Regions from separate parts of the Mus musculus genome. Here region 2 is linked to region 1. The links are chromatin loops, found by intact Hi-C in ENCODE. Cell type or tissue: gastrocnemius. All regions are shown on one strand. Links, peaks and the distances in the headings refer to the core of each region. The heading gives the core; the rest is flanking DNA.

Region 1 (7,804 bases), core at 1,315-6,314:
ATAAGCACAGCCACAGCATGCAACAACAACAAAAAAGAAGGCCAGAGAGTCAGAGGAAGAGCGACTACAGACAGGGCACTGTGCCTTCCTGCACAGTCGGTGCTGGCATGCACCTCTGAACAAAGAGCATGTGTCCCAGTGACATGCTGCTTTGTCAGGGGCTTCACTGCCAGAGGCATAAATAACACAGGCAGCACAGGGTGTGTCTCATCGCCCTACCAACGTCTACAGGACTCTCAGTCCAAGGGCCTGAAGGGGCTGTTGTCACAGGGCCTGGTGTTAAATATTGCTGTGCTTAATGTCACTGTCACTAATGGATCTGTGTGAGGAAGAGGGACAGTATGCAGTCGTATCCAACCTGCAGTCGTCCATGAGTTCATGGTTTGAGCTATAGTTGGAAGGAAGTGCGGGACAGTGAGGACATTCTGGTCTGTCAGGGGCGGCTGTGCAAGTGGGTCTCCTTCCTGCCACTTCCTCCATGCTAATGCCCACGCACAGGACACAGTAAGGCTGACACTGTCAGGCTGGGCACTTCTTTATCTTAAAGCCACCTGTGCATCAGAATGTGTGTGAATTCCAGCAAACTCAAAAACGTTGGAGAGCAATACTGAGACTTGGTAACTTTTTGGACCTGTTCCTCACTTCAGATTGGCAGATAACCCAAGCCTACCTTCTACAAACACTGGGAGGAAACAGCACCATTCAGGGCTGACAAGAGGGCCAAAATGGTAGAAGGCGCGACCTGAATCCTCACAGGTTGTTCTCTGACCTCCACACACATGCTCTGCTGCACCCATGTGCATTCAGACTCACACCCTCACACACACACACTAACGTGCAATAAAGTTGTTAGAGAAGTCATTACTCTCTAAATACCAAATACCTCTATGTCCCCCATGCACATTAGGTAAGAACAAGGCTCCCATCCCCCTCTTTTTGTCATATTTTGGGTTTCATGTAGCCATGGCTGGCCTCAAACTCACTATACAGCCTAGGATGATCCTAAATTGCAGATCTTCCTGCTTCTATCTCTCACACGTTGAGCTCACAGGTGTGTCTCCCCTTATTCCTACCACACAGTGTAGGACAAAAGATAACTGTGAGAAGATCACACTTCCATGTACCCAGTTAGAGGTCGGTGGTAACAAGAAGTAATTCATGGGGATCGAACTCAGGGCCTGTGGAGGAGCAGTCGATGCTCTCAGTTCCTGAGCCCAGTGGTGGCACACGCCTTTAATCCCAGCACATAGGAGGCAGAGGCAGGCAGATTTCTGAGTTTGAGGCCAGCCTGGTCTACAGAGTAATTGCCAGGACAGCCAGGCCTACACAGAGAAACTTTGTCTCGAAAAACCAAAAAAAGAAAAAAGAAAAGAGGTCGGTAGTAGAGCCTAGCATGTATGTGGCCTGGGTTTAATCCCCAAAATCTCACTGGAAAAAGGAGGGAGGGAGGGGAAAGGGAAAGGGGCAGGAGGGTGGGAATAACAGCTACACACTTCCAGATACTTATGGTGAGGAGGAGCTTGGGGGCCAACTTCAGAGCATAGCAGTTCCTTTGCAATGTGTAAATGTGCATGTTGCAATTGATGTGGGATGTACTAAGAGCTAGGCAGCTTAGGCTGTGAGAAAAGGGAACACAAACAGGTGTTAAGAACTAGTCTGAAGCCAGCCTGGTCTAAGAGCACGTTTTAAGACAGCCAGGGCTACACAGGAGAAAGCCTGTCTTGAAAAACAGAGCCACCTCTCCCACCCATCTCTCCATATCTCTGTCTCTGTGTGTGTGTGTGTGTGTGTGTGTGTGTGTGTGTGTGTGTGTAGAGAGAGAGAGAGAGACAGACAGACAGACAGACAGACAGACGGATGGATGGATAGACAGAAAGAGAGAGAGAGAGAGAGAGAGAGAGATCCTATTACTTACCAAAAGGTAAAAACATAAGAGGGAGGGTGGCCAAAGTACAGAACAGACAGCCTCATCCCACTCTAGGGCCCTCGTAGAGGGAAGCAGGTTCCTTTCTGGAGAGTGAAGTCTAATGAGTAAGTGCTGTCCTTGTAGTGGAGACATTTGCACACATTGCTCCTCTGTCCCAGCTACAGATCCCTGAGACCTTTTGCTTTTTGTGGGGCTTGGGAAATGGGTGGTGAAGCCAAGTGGGTTTGCTGGCAGCTGTTAGAGGCCAGATCTCTCTGTTGTTGAGGGTTCACTGTGGTTATTATTATCACTTTGATCCACGAGTCCTCACACCTATTTCTGAAAAATCGTGTCATCCCCATTCCCCCTTTAAAACTTACATAAAGTTATGCATAATAGCACATCTCTCTAATTCCAGGGGCAGGTTACAGACCAAGCCATTTCAAGGCCATACAGGTTTACATAGTGAGACTCTGTCACCAAAACCAAAGAAACTTAACCTGGTGGTGCACAATTTTAAAGTCCAGCACTCTGGAGGAAGAGGCAGGCAGGTAGAACTCAGTGAATTTAAGACCGGCTCTACTCTACATAGCATGTTCCAGACCATCCAGGACTACACAGTGAAACACTGTCTAAATAAATAATAATGTATTTATATTTTATTGTATATGTCTATATGTATAAGGGGTAAAAGCAAAAATTAAAAACAAAAATCAGCCAGGCCAGGCAGTGGTAGCATCTGACTTTAATCCCAGCACTTGAGAGGCAGAGGCAGAGGCAATCTCTGGGAGTTCCAGGCCAGCCTGGTCTACAGAGCAAGTTCACACACACACACACACACACACACACACACACACACACACACGAGAGAGAGAGAGAGAGAGAGAGAGAGAGAGAGGATCGAGAGAGAGAGAGAGAGAGAGAGGATCATCAGCTATGTATAAAGAGGCCTGCGCTTGTACTCTGAGCACTAGAGAAGCAGAGGCAGGAGAATACCAAGTGTTACAGCCTGGACGATTTTAGTAAAACTATCCACCAAAACCAACAGAGTTGGATGTGGTGGTGGCCTTTAATCCTAACTCTCCAGAGGCAGAAGCAGGAGGATCTCTGTGAGTTCCAGGATGGTCTACATAGAGAGTTCAAGCATAACCAGAGCTACACAGAGAAACCCTAGCTCTAAAATGCAACAAACAAACAAAAAAACTCACCCTGATCTCCCTTCCTGCCATTCCGAGGAATCAGAGTTACAGGGAAGGGAGGATTCCAGCAAGGCGGATCCCATCACCAGCTGTATGCCTTTGGACAAACAAACCTCTGAGTCTCAGGTTACCTGTAAAAAAAATTTATTTTGTACATACAATATTTCACACTTATTACTTTGTTTTGTATGTATGGGTGGCCATGTTCCTGCCACAGTTAGAGTCCATTCTACTTAGATTTTCAGACTTGGTGGCATCACCACCACAGACTGAGCCATCCATCTCACCAGACCTGTTTTTGGTTTTTGAGACAGGGTTTCACTCTGTGGCCCAGTTTGGCTTTGAGCGATGATATCCTGCCCCAGCCTCCTGGAGTCCCTTTGTTTCTCTCACCTCAGACTTCCCCACCCCGGTGCAGCGCCTCTCTAGCCTGTGTCTAATGCACCTCAGCCACAAAGCAAGCAAAAATCCCCCTCCAGCCTCCAGGTTCCAGAGCACTCTGGCCTCCAGAGGACTCTCACCTCTGCTGGGGCCACACTGCCTGGCTGCCGCCGCCTGCACTCATCTCACCCCTTTGGCAGAGGGCTCACTTCAGAACGATGTTTTGGATATCTAAGAGGTCAGACTCATTGTCCGTTTCAGTCCCTGGTCTCTCCTGAGTGACTTGGAATGTACCCCTGAGCTAGACTGGAATCGAGCTGAGTGCCCTTCCTGCCAACAGCAGCCTGCATCGTACCATCTGGAGCCTCTCCTAGCACACAGGGATTTCCTTGTACAGGAGGGCTGAGGGATGATCAGAGTCCAGCTCCTGCTGACTGAAGCCACCATCTGGTCCCCAGCTCTCCTTACCTGCTCCAGCCCAGCCAGGAGCCTCTGCAGTGGATATACAGTTAGTTCTCCCTCCCTCCAGACTCTGACTGCTCTGAGGTGCTTTGCCTGGCTCCTTAAAGCAGTGGTCTCTGTGATCATAAAGGTCAAATCCCAGATAACCTGGCACTCTCATTCTCTGAACCAAGACAGCGGGCTCCTAGCTTCGTGTCATAATTATCTGTACATGTACTGTGGCAAAATTGGAAAATAAACAGAAGAAAATGAAAAGGTCAGCCTGGCCTAGTGAATTAGGCCTGTAATTACAGCTACTTAACCTGCAGAAGCAGGAGGATCATGAGTTCAAGGCCAGTATGAGTTACTTAGTGGATTCCAAGCCAGTGTGGACTATAGAATGTTACCTCATTTGAAAATAATGGATTAATTAATTTTTAAAAATAGTCTTAGAAGCCGGGCGTGGTGGTGCACACCTTTAATTTCAGCACTCGGGAGGCAGAGGCAGGCAGATTTCTGAGTTTGAGGCCAGCCTGGTCTACAGAGTGAGTTCCAGGACAGCCAGGGCTACACAGAGAAACCCTGTCTCAAAACAAAAACAAAAACAAACAAACAAAAATTTAAAAAAAGGTTTGGAGAAATGGCTCAGCATTTAAGAGCTCTGACTGCTCTTCCAGAGGTCCTGACTTCAATTCTCAGAAACCACATGGTGGCTCACAACCATCTGTAACATGTTTGGACACCCTCTTCTGGTGTGTCTGAAGACAGCTACAGTATGTGAGTACAGAATTCACATACATAAAATAAAATAAATCTTTAATTAAAAAAAAAACTCACAAATGTCTGTTGTAGTTCAAGCACTGTTCATGTTTTGGTATCTTTTCTCTGTCTATGACTCTTTCTAAAGTGTCAACTAGCGAGACCGCTGCCTCAGCTTTTCAGGAGACGGGGAAATGTACTATGGACCACCATTTTAGATACTTATAACAACCATAGGAAACCCCCTTACTTCAGAAATAGATGAAGAAAAATAGCACAATCTTTTCTTTTCTTTTTTTTTTTTTTTTTTTTTTTGGTTTTGGTTTTTGGTTTTTCGAGACAGGGCTTCTCTGTGTAGCCCTGGCTGTCCTGGAACTCACTTTGTAGACCAGGCTGGCCTCGAACTCAGAAATCCACCTGCCTCTGCCTCCCGAGTGCTGGGATTAAAGGCGTGCGTCGCCACTGCCCGGCAATAGCACAGTCTTTAGGACATGCTGTGTGTATTACATTGAGGTTCTTTTGTTCCAAAGTGGGCTATGATGTTTTTAAGTATCAAAATTTGTATTACCTTCTTTTATTATTGCGTGGGCATATGTGTGCCATACTGCCCATGAGGAGGTCTGGAAACAATTTATGGGAGCTGGTTCTGTCTCTTCACCATGGAGGTCCTGGGGATCAAACCTAGGCTGTCAGGCTTGGCAGCAGGTACCTTTCGCCATCTTGACAGTCCTGTCATATTTTGAATCTGACATTGGATAGTTTTTTATAATATTTATCCCTTAAGAATACCCTCCCACGTGAATGAAAGTTTGTTTTAAAAGTTGTTTTTTTTTAAAGATTTATTTGTTTATTATATGTAAGTACACTGTAGCTGTCTTCAGACACCCCAGAAGAGGGCATCAGATCTCATTATGGGTGGTTGTGAGCCACCATGTGGTTGCTGGGATTTGAACTCAGGGCCTTTGGAAGAGCAGTCGGGTGCTCTTACCTGCTGAGCCATCTCACCAGCCCTTAAAAGTTGTTTTAAGCCAGGCGTGGTGGCGCAGGCCTTTAATCCCAGCACTCGGGAGGCAGAGGCAGGTGGGAGCCCACCTCCCAAAGATTTATTTATTATTATACGTAAGTACACTGTAGCTGACTTCAGATGCACCAGAAGAGGGCGTCAGATCTCATTACAGGTAGTTGTGAGCCACCATGTGGTTGTTGGGATTTGAACTCAGGACCTCCAGAGGAGTGGTCAGTGCTCTTACCCGCTGAGCCATCTTGCCAGCCCCTCATCCAGTCTATTAATGATAAGCATCTATGTTCCTTCTAGTTTGCCCTCAGACATAATGCTTTTGCTTCTTGAAAGAGATTCCTGAAAGAGAAGAACGAAAGTAAAGACATCTCCTCCAAGACAGCACTCTTCATGAATGTGGTGGCACAAACCCTTAATCCCACCACTCTGGGGGCAGAGGCAGCTGCGTTCCTAAATTCCAGGCCAGCCTGGACTACATAGCCTGTAAGTTCTAGGCTAGCCATGGCTATATAGTGAAACCCAGTCTCAAATAAACACAAAGTGGCAGATGTAGAGGGAGTTCTGGGACAGCCAGGGCTACACAGAGAAACCCTGTCTTGGGAGAGAGGGGGTGGGCAGTGGAGGAGAGAGAGAGAGAGACACGGGGTGGGGCTGGGAAGGGAGAGAGAGAGAGAGAGAGAGAGAGAGAAAGAGAGGCAGAGAGACAGAGCACTCAAGTTGATGTAGCTTAGTGGTAAAGCACTTGTCTGTCATGAGACCTTGGGTCCTGTCCCCAGGACAGCAAAAACAAACAAGCAAATAAATGGAGGGCTGAATGTAGCCCTGTTGCTATAGTGCCTGCTAAGCATGCGCAAAGCCCTGGGTTAGCTCTGCAAACCACACACCGCTAACCATGGTGGTGATGCATATCTGTGATGCCATCACCCAGGAGGTAGAAGTGTTACTGCTTGTTGCTGCACGTTACTGGGGAAATCAGATTTCCTTCTGGGGGAACTTAGGCTCACTAATAAAATAATTTAGGAACAGACTCAAACGGCAGTTTGAGGCCAACTTTATTAGAGTTTAATAGAAAAATCCGAGGGCAGGCAAGTTGTAAATCTTGGTAGCTGCATGGAGAAGAATGAAGAAAAGTATGGAGGAAAGCCATGTCCTTTGAGTTAAGTGGAGGTCAGACACCAAGTGGGAAGCGGGGCTTTGGGAAAGAGGTAGAGAGGGACCGGAGAGATGGCTCAGAGGTTAAGAGCACTGGCTGCTCTTCCAAGAGGATCCAAGTTTGAATTCCCAGTACTCAGGCGGCAGCAAATATCAACCTGCAACTCCAGTTCAGACCAGACACACTCTCTGGTGTGGAGTGCAACAGGCATGTATGTTGTGCATAGACATAAAGGTAGGCAAAACAGCCCTACATATAAAATGATAAATCAAAAAAGAAGAGAAAGAAAGAAAGAAAGAGAGAGAGAGAGAAAGAGAAAGAAAGAAAGAAAGAAAGAAAGAAAGAAGGAAAGAAAGAAAGGAAGGAAGGAAGGAAGGAAGGAAGGAAGGAAGGAAGGAAGGAAGAAAGAAAGGAAGAAAGAGAGAAAGATGGGAGAAGCTCCACGTACCAGGAAAAGCACGGGAGGTTGTGGTCAGCTTCTGAAAGAGAAGGACAGAAGAAGAGAAATGGTCAGATGGTTTAGAGCCTAGCAGGCCAATCTAGACGCTCCAGTTGGCTCTATGGAGACTGTGCAAGGGGCAGGAATTCTGGAAAAAGAATTTCCCAGAAGAGTGAGAGTGAGTCCTAGGGCAGCCAGGGGTACCCTGTCTCATAAAACCAACCAACCAAACAAACAAAAAACAAAAATCAAGCTGGGTGTGGTGGAGCACACCTCTAATCCCAGCACTCGGGAGGCAGAGGTAGGCAGATTTCTGAGTTCAAAGCCAGCCTGGTCTACAAAGTGAGTTCCAGGACAGCCAGGGCTACACAGAGAAACCCTGTCTTGAAAAACAAACAAACAAACAAAAAACCAAAAAACCAAAAATCAAAACCATTAATTATAGAAGTAGCTATCCCTTCCTCATGTCTCTTTAGCATAGCTTTTGATGAACTAATTTACCTGCCCA
Region 2 (5,000 bases), core at 1-5,000, 54 kb before region 1:
ACCTAAGAGGACACCAACCCTGCTGCCACCATGTTCTATAAAATAAGGTCATGGAGGGCTCACGAGCAATGAGGGTGACTGGTATTCAAATGACAAGGGGCGCTCAGGAAGAGAACAGACCAGGGTGGGGCGGGTGGGGGGGGTGGCAGGCGCGGAGGCCAGGAGCTGTCTGAAGCTCCCAACCAGTGCCTCTGCCGCCCTGTAAATACTCTGCAGCAGCATCTGCAGCTTACACACGAGAGCCTCGAGGTCTAATTCTGCGTGGACTTAGCACCAGGAAAGGCTGTGGCCCTTGCTATGTTTCACTTCACCCTCTGCTCTGAGCACTACCCTTCACGCCCAACTCCTAGAACTTGCACACTGGTTTCCTGCACAACTCTCTCCACTTCATTTGCAAGGCTGTTAGATTCTTTTACTGCTAACTCCCCAGTATGTGTGCAGCTGTAATTTAGGGAGGTAGTAGGTAGTCTCCCCTGGAATAAAAGATGACAGTGTTCTTCATGTATACCTAGTGTCTGGTCTCTGCCCGACCCATATAACTGCAGGCGAGGAGTCTTGCACACGGCTGTCCTGCGACTCCTGGCTCTAAACTCAGAAGGGCAGAAAGGTCTGGGCCATAGCTTTCAAGAAGCCAGGAAGCATGCCTCAGCCTCGCCACCCCTGCCCAGCAGCCCTGCGATGATGCCTGTGGCCAACCCTGTGCCCCAGGCATGCACACTCCACGTGACCCAGGCTTGACCATCTCACGACTTCACATCCAGAATCCTAGGGCCACGGGCTTCAGAGCCTTAGTGGAAAAGCTAATGCGACCAGAGGTGGCTGACACGCCCGAACTCCTCTTATGGAACACATTTCCCTGCCACCCATGTAGTCTGGTGAAGCTCAGAAGGATGAGTAGACACTCCTTCACCAGCTTATCTATCAGACCCACACAGGTCATCCTGAGCAAGTGTGTCGCCCCTGCCTCAGGAGAGCGAGGCTGGGCGGTCAGGCAGCACCCACCTTCTCATTGCAGGCCATCTCACAGGGCAGCAGCTGCTTGGTTGGGGAGCCCAGGGCCCGCTCCACCAGGCGCACAGACCGCACCAGCTCTGCCAGCTCCCCAGGCTCCAGCGAGGCTGAGTGGTCACTCCCCTTCCAGGTCTTGTCCAACGTTATGTGACGTTCCAACACCTTGGCCCCCAGAGCCACGGCGGCCACAGATATGGCGATGCCCGTCTCGTGCCCGGAATACCCGATGGGAATGTCGGGAAAGAGCTTCTGGTATTCCTGTGTGAGAGAAGAGGGAAGTGGCTGCCCTTCTGGGCTTCACACGCAGTACCCCATCCCAGCCCGTCAGAGCAGAGCCGCCACGGGAGAGACAGTAAGGCACTCTGACCAATCCTTTATGAGACGAGAAAAAGTCTCTCATTGAGGGCGGCTGGGAATGCAGGAAGAGCACCCACTGTACTCGCTAGTTTTATGTCAGCTCGACATAAGGGCTGCAGTAATCAGAAGAGGAAGGACCCTCAATTGAGAAAATGTCTCCATAAGACCTGACTGCGGGACATTTCCTTAATTAGTGATTGCGGGAGGGATCAGCCCATTGTGGACGGTGCCACCCGTGGGCTGGTGGTCCCGGGGTCTATAAGAAAGGCTAGGGCTAGGGATGTAGCTCAGTGGTAGAGCTGGGCTAGCGTGCCATGCCTGGGGCTCAGTCCCCAGCACTGTGAGTGAACAAGCAGTCAAGGCTCCGCTGTCTCAAGGGAGCTGGGCGCTCACCGAGATGACGCGCAGGTTGGCATCCTCGGGCTGTAGTGGGTACGCGCTGGTGCATTGGAGGAAGCAGAAGTTGGGATTCAGCGGCTTCACGATCTGATAGACTTGCTTCATGGTGTCCATTGACTGCATCCCGCTGGAGATCACCATAGGACGACCTGGAGAACCCGGCACCTTCTTCACAGGGGCTCAGACTCTTCCCCCACCCACATCTAAGACACCGCACCAAGACTGAGGAGGAGATACACTGTCCTCGGCACCATGCTTCAGCGAAGGGAAGCACACCAAGGACCTCAACCCTGAGGGGAAGAGAGGCATCTCTGCTAATCAAGAGGCTGCCCAGGACAGACGAGCTTCATCTCTTCCTACAAATCTCAAGTCTGAAACACTCGAAATTCTGGATCATTCCTAGCCCCAAGCCTTGTGGACTAGAGATACGCAGCCTGCAGTATGGTGATTCGCCAGTGCAAGAGCACAACTGAGAGAGGCCAAGAGCTACCAGCCCTGTTGCTGGCCTGCACAGAGCCCCGTCCTTACAGCTTCTGATACCTTGCCCATGAGATAAGTACAGAATATCCCAGTAATACGACCTGCTTCCATCCCAGGTTTGAAATGAGGGAAGGGAAATTCACACGGGGGAATCCATTTAGTGTCGTGTGGAGACGTTAGGGAAGAGATTCCTGCACTGGCCAGGGATGTGGCTCCATGGTGGTACTCATACAGGTGCCCGGGGCATTGGGTTCAGTCCCTAGCACTGTCCCAAAACGAAAGGGTAGAAGCAGGTTTCTAAGATGGGTCTCCAAAGCTGGGTGTGGTGGTGCACATCTTTAATCTCAGCACCCGAGAGGCAGAGACAGGCAGATCTCTAGGAGTTTGAGGCCAACCTGGGCTACACAGCAAGTTCCATGCCAGTCAGACTACATAGAGAGACCCTGTCTCAAAACAAAACAAAACAAAAACAAAAACCCAAAAACCCAAAAACAACAGAAACAGTGGAGTACCCATAAGCGCTATTACCGTGAGCAGCCACTAGGGGGCAGAAACACAAAGCTTGGGGTCTGGTTTTAGGAAAGACGCTTACCTTTCTTGGCTGTCTTTTCCAGGTAGGGAAAATTGTTAGTGTCCCCAGATCCAACTTTGAAAAAGGGAACATTCAGTTCGTGCAGAAACTCAACTGCCATCTACAAAAAATCAGAGGGAATACCTTTCACTATTGGTCAGAACTCTGTCCTTGTGGTATAGGACAGAGGAAGCTGGCGCAGACCAGAGAATGCATCATTCTATGTCTGCACACCCATCTGTCCAGGGAACACTCAGGGCTTGTTCCGGCCATCAGTTGCTACAAGAATCTGTGAAGGAAACACTACCTCTGGCCAGACTGTTCTTTCCCCCAAAGACTTGTAAACAAAAGCAAAAGGGCTGTGACCTACGCATGACCCAGAGCCAGGCAGAAAGAGTGACCAGCCCTCAAAGGTCAACAACCAGAAAGAAGACACTGACTCCTACCAGGAGAGGCAAATGGAGCAATCTGTGTCCTGGTTTGACCTGCTCATCAGCAGCTGGCCTGTTCAGACCTTGAACTGTGGGGCCTGCAAGAAAGCCAACCAGCCGCCATTCAGACTCAATGAACCCTATAATGTAGGATGCAACCAGAAGACTCAGGAGGCTGGGAGCTGTCAGCAAATGGTTCCAGGACAATCTTGGGGGGAGATGGACAAGTACTTCTCTGGCCTGTGTGAGGCCCTGGGTTTGATCCCTAGCACCACACACACACACACACACACACACACACACACACGCACACACACACCACCCAAAAGTAAAATCTCATATTCTGTTATCCTGTTAAATTGCAAGAACTAATAAGGGTGGATTCTCTTATGAGTTCAAAACCAGCCTGGTCTTACACAGCAAGTTTCGGGTCAGCAAGGATGACATAATAAGAACTTGTCTCAAAAAAGAAAACAAGAGCTAGAGAATGGCTCGGGGGTTAAGGACACTGGCTGCTCTTCCAGAGGACCCAGGTTTGATTCCCATCATGCACGTGGAGGCTCACAACCACCTGTAACTCCAGTTCTAGGAGACCCGATTCCTTCCCTCTTCTGGCCTTCCAGGGTATCAGGCATTCAAATGGTACACAGACATATTTGTAGGCAAAACATCCATACCCATAAATAAAAATAAATTATGTTTTTTAAAAAACTTGAAAAATGAAAAAAGACATTTTTAAACTAGCCCACGGCCACAGACCTCCATTCACCTTCCTGGCAGGTTTAGAACCTCTAGCAGACAAAGTGTGGGCTCAGGAGACAGACTAAGCAAGCGCAGGTAAGGACGCCTAGTGCAGAAAAAAAAATCTCAAAGATTTACCTACAGGGACTATGAAATATGAAATGGAATTCTATCATCTTCTAGTTATTATTTTTTTAAACTGCTAGGAGGAAGGAGTGCACCTCATTTTGCAATCCCCCTGGGGAACTATCGACATCTAGTGGCCATTTTGAGAACTGCCCCTTTGGTTCATCACCCTGGCAAGGAGCAAACCTGCCACCTTTAGGTTAGGACCAGCTGGCTTCCTCTAACCTGCCCTACTGCTGTGAGACCCCTCCCCTGGCACAAGCCATACAGCCCTATCACCTCCTCTTTTCAGTTTGCCTTAAAGTAATTCAATCAATTAATAGCTCCCCAGACGGTGACTGGGTTCAGTGACAGAACAGGACACTCCCAGTAGACTAGTGCTGAGGGAACTTTGACCAGCTCACTGCTCCTTAGGACATAAACCTCTCTGGTCTTAAAGCCAGGTCTATCAACCTGATTTGACTGAGGATTGCTTTTCTTCGCTTTCTGAGACAGGCTCTTATTCTATGTTGGCCTGAAACTTGCTATGTAGCCTACACTGGCCTCCAATTCTTGATTCTCCTGCCTCAGTCTCAGTCACAGGCATGTACCATTGTGCCAGGCTGACTGACTCAGAACTGTTTAAACTTTATTAAGAGGAGACAGTAGGCATGCCTTTGAACCAGCACTCCAAAGGCAGAGGCAGGTAGATGGAGTGTGAGGCCAGCCTGATCACAGGGAGTTCCAGAACACCCAGTGCTGCAGAGAGACCCTGCCTCAAAAATAAATACATAAATAAAATAAGAACAGGCAGTGTGCGCTCACAGAACCTTTCTTCTGTGTGTATACTGAGAGAAGCTGTAGTCCAAAAAGGAGTTACTGAAAGAGGAAGGTTAGGGCTTCTC

Evidence for each region. Hi-C counts contacts between places; a loop is a spot of excess contacts. Peaks named below come from ENCODE experiments on the same cell type or tissue, not always from the same donor. Only the 100,000 strongest peaks of a DNase experiment are listed, where the experiment ranks them.
Region 2: a loop joins it to region 1, with 2.3 times the contacts of the local background. A loop is called at or near these places in 2 of 42 quality-filtered maps.

What each region holds. Positions count from the first base shown.
Region 1 is chr4:46,441,466-46,449,269 of GRCm38, reverse strand. No RefSeq gene overlaps it. Among named protein-coding and RNA genes, the nearest start is that of Anp32b, 5.6 kb to the left of the region's middle. In gastrocnemius, for the core only: no CTCF peak of the experiment used is centred there; DNase peaks (open chromatin) are centred at 3,592 and 3,873.
Region 2 is chr4:46,496,982-46,501,981 of GRCm38, reverse strand. It overlaps Nans (N-acetylneuraminic acid synthase (sialic acid synthase)), which reads right to left. Exons shown (of 6, transcript NM_053179.3): 3 at 2,840-2,939; 4 at 1,762-1,916; 5 at 1,003-1,269. Among named protein-coding and RNA genes, the nearest start is that of Gm22247, 4.3 kb to the right of the region's middle. In gastrocnemius, for the core only: CTCF peaks have their summits at 2,782 (motif pointing right) and 4,252 (motif pointing left); DNase peaks (open chromatin) are centred at 2,783 and 4,264; H3K27ac peaks cover 459 bases.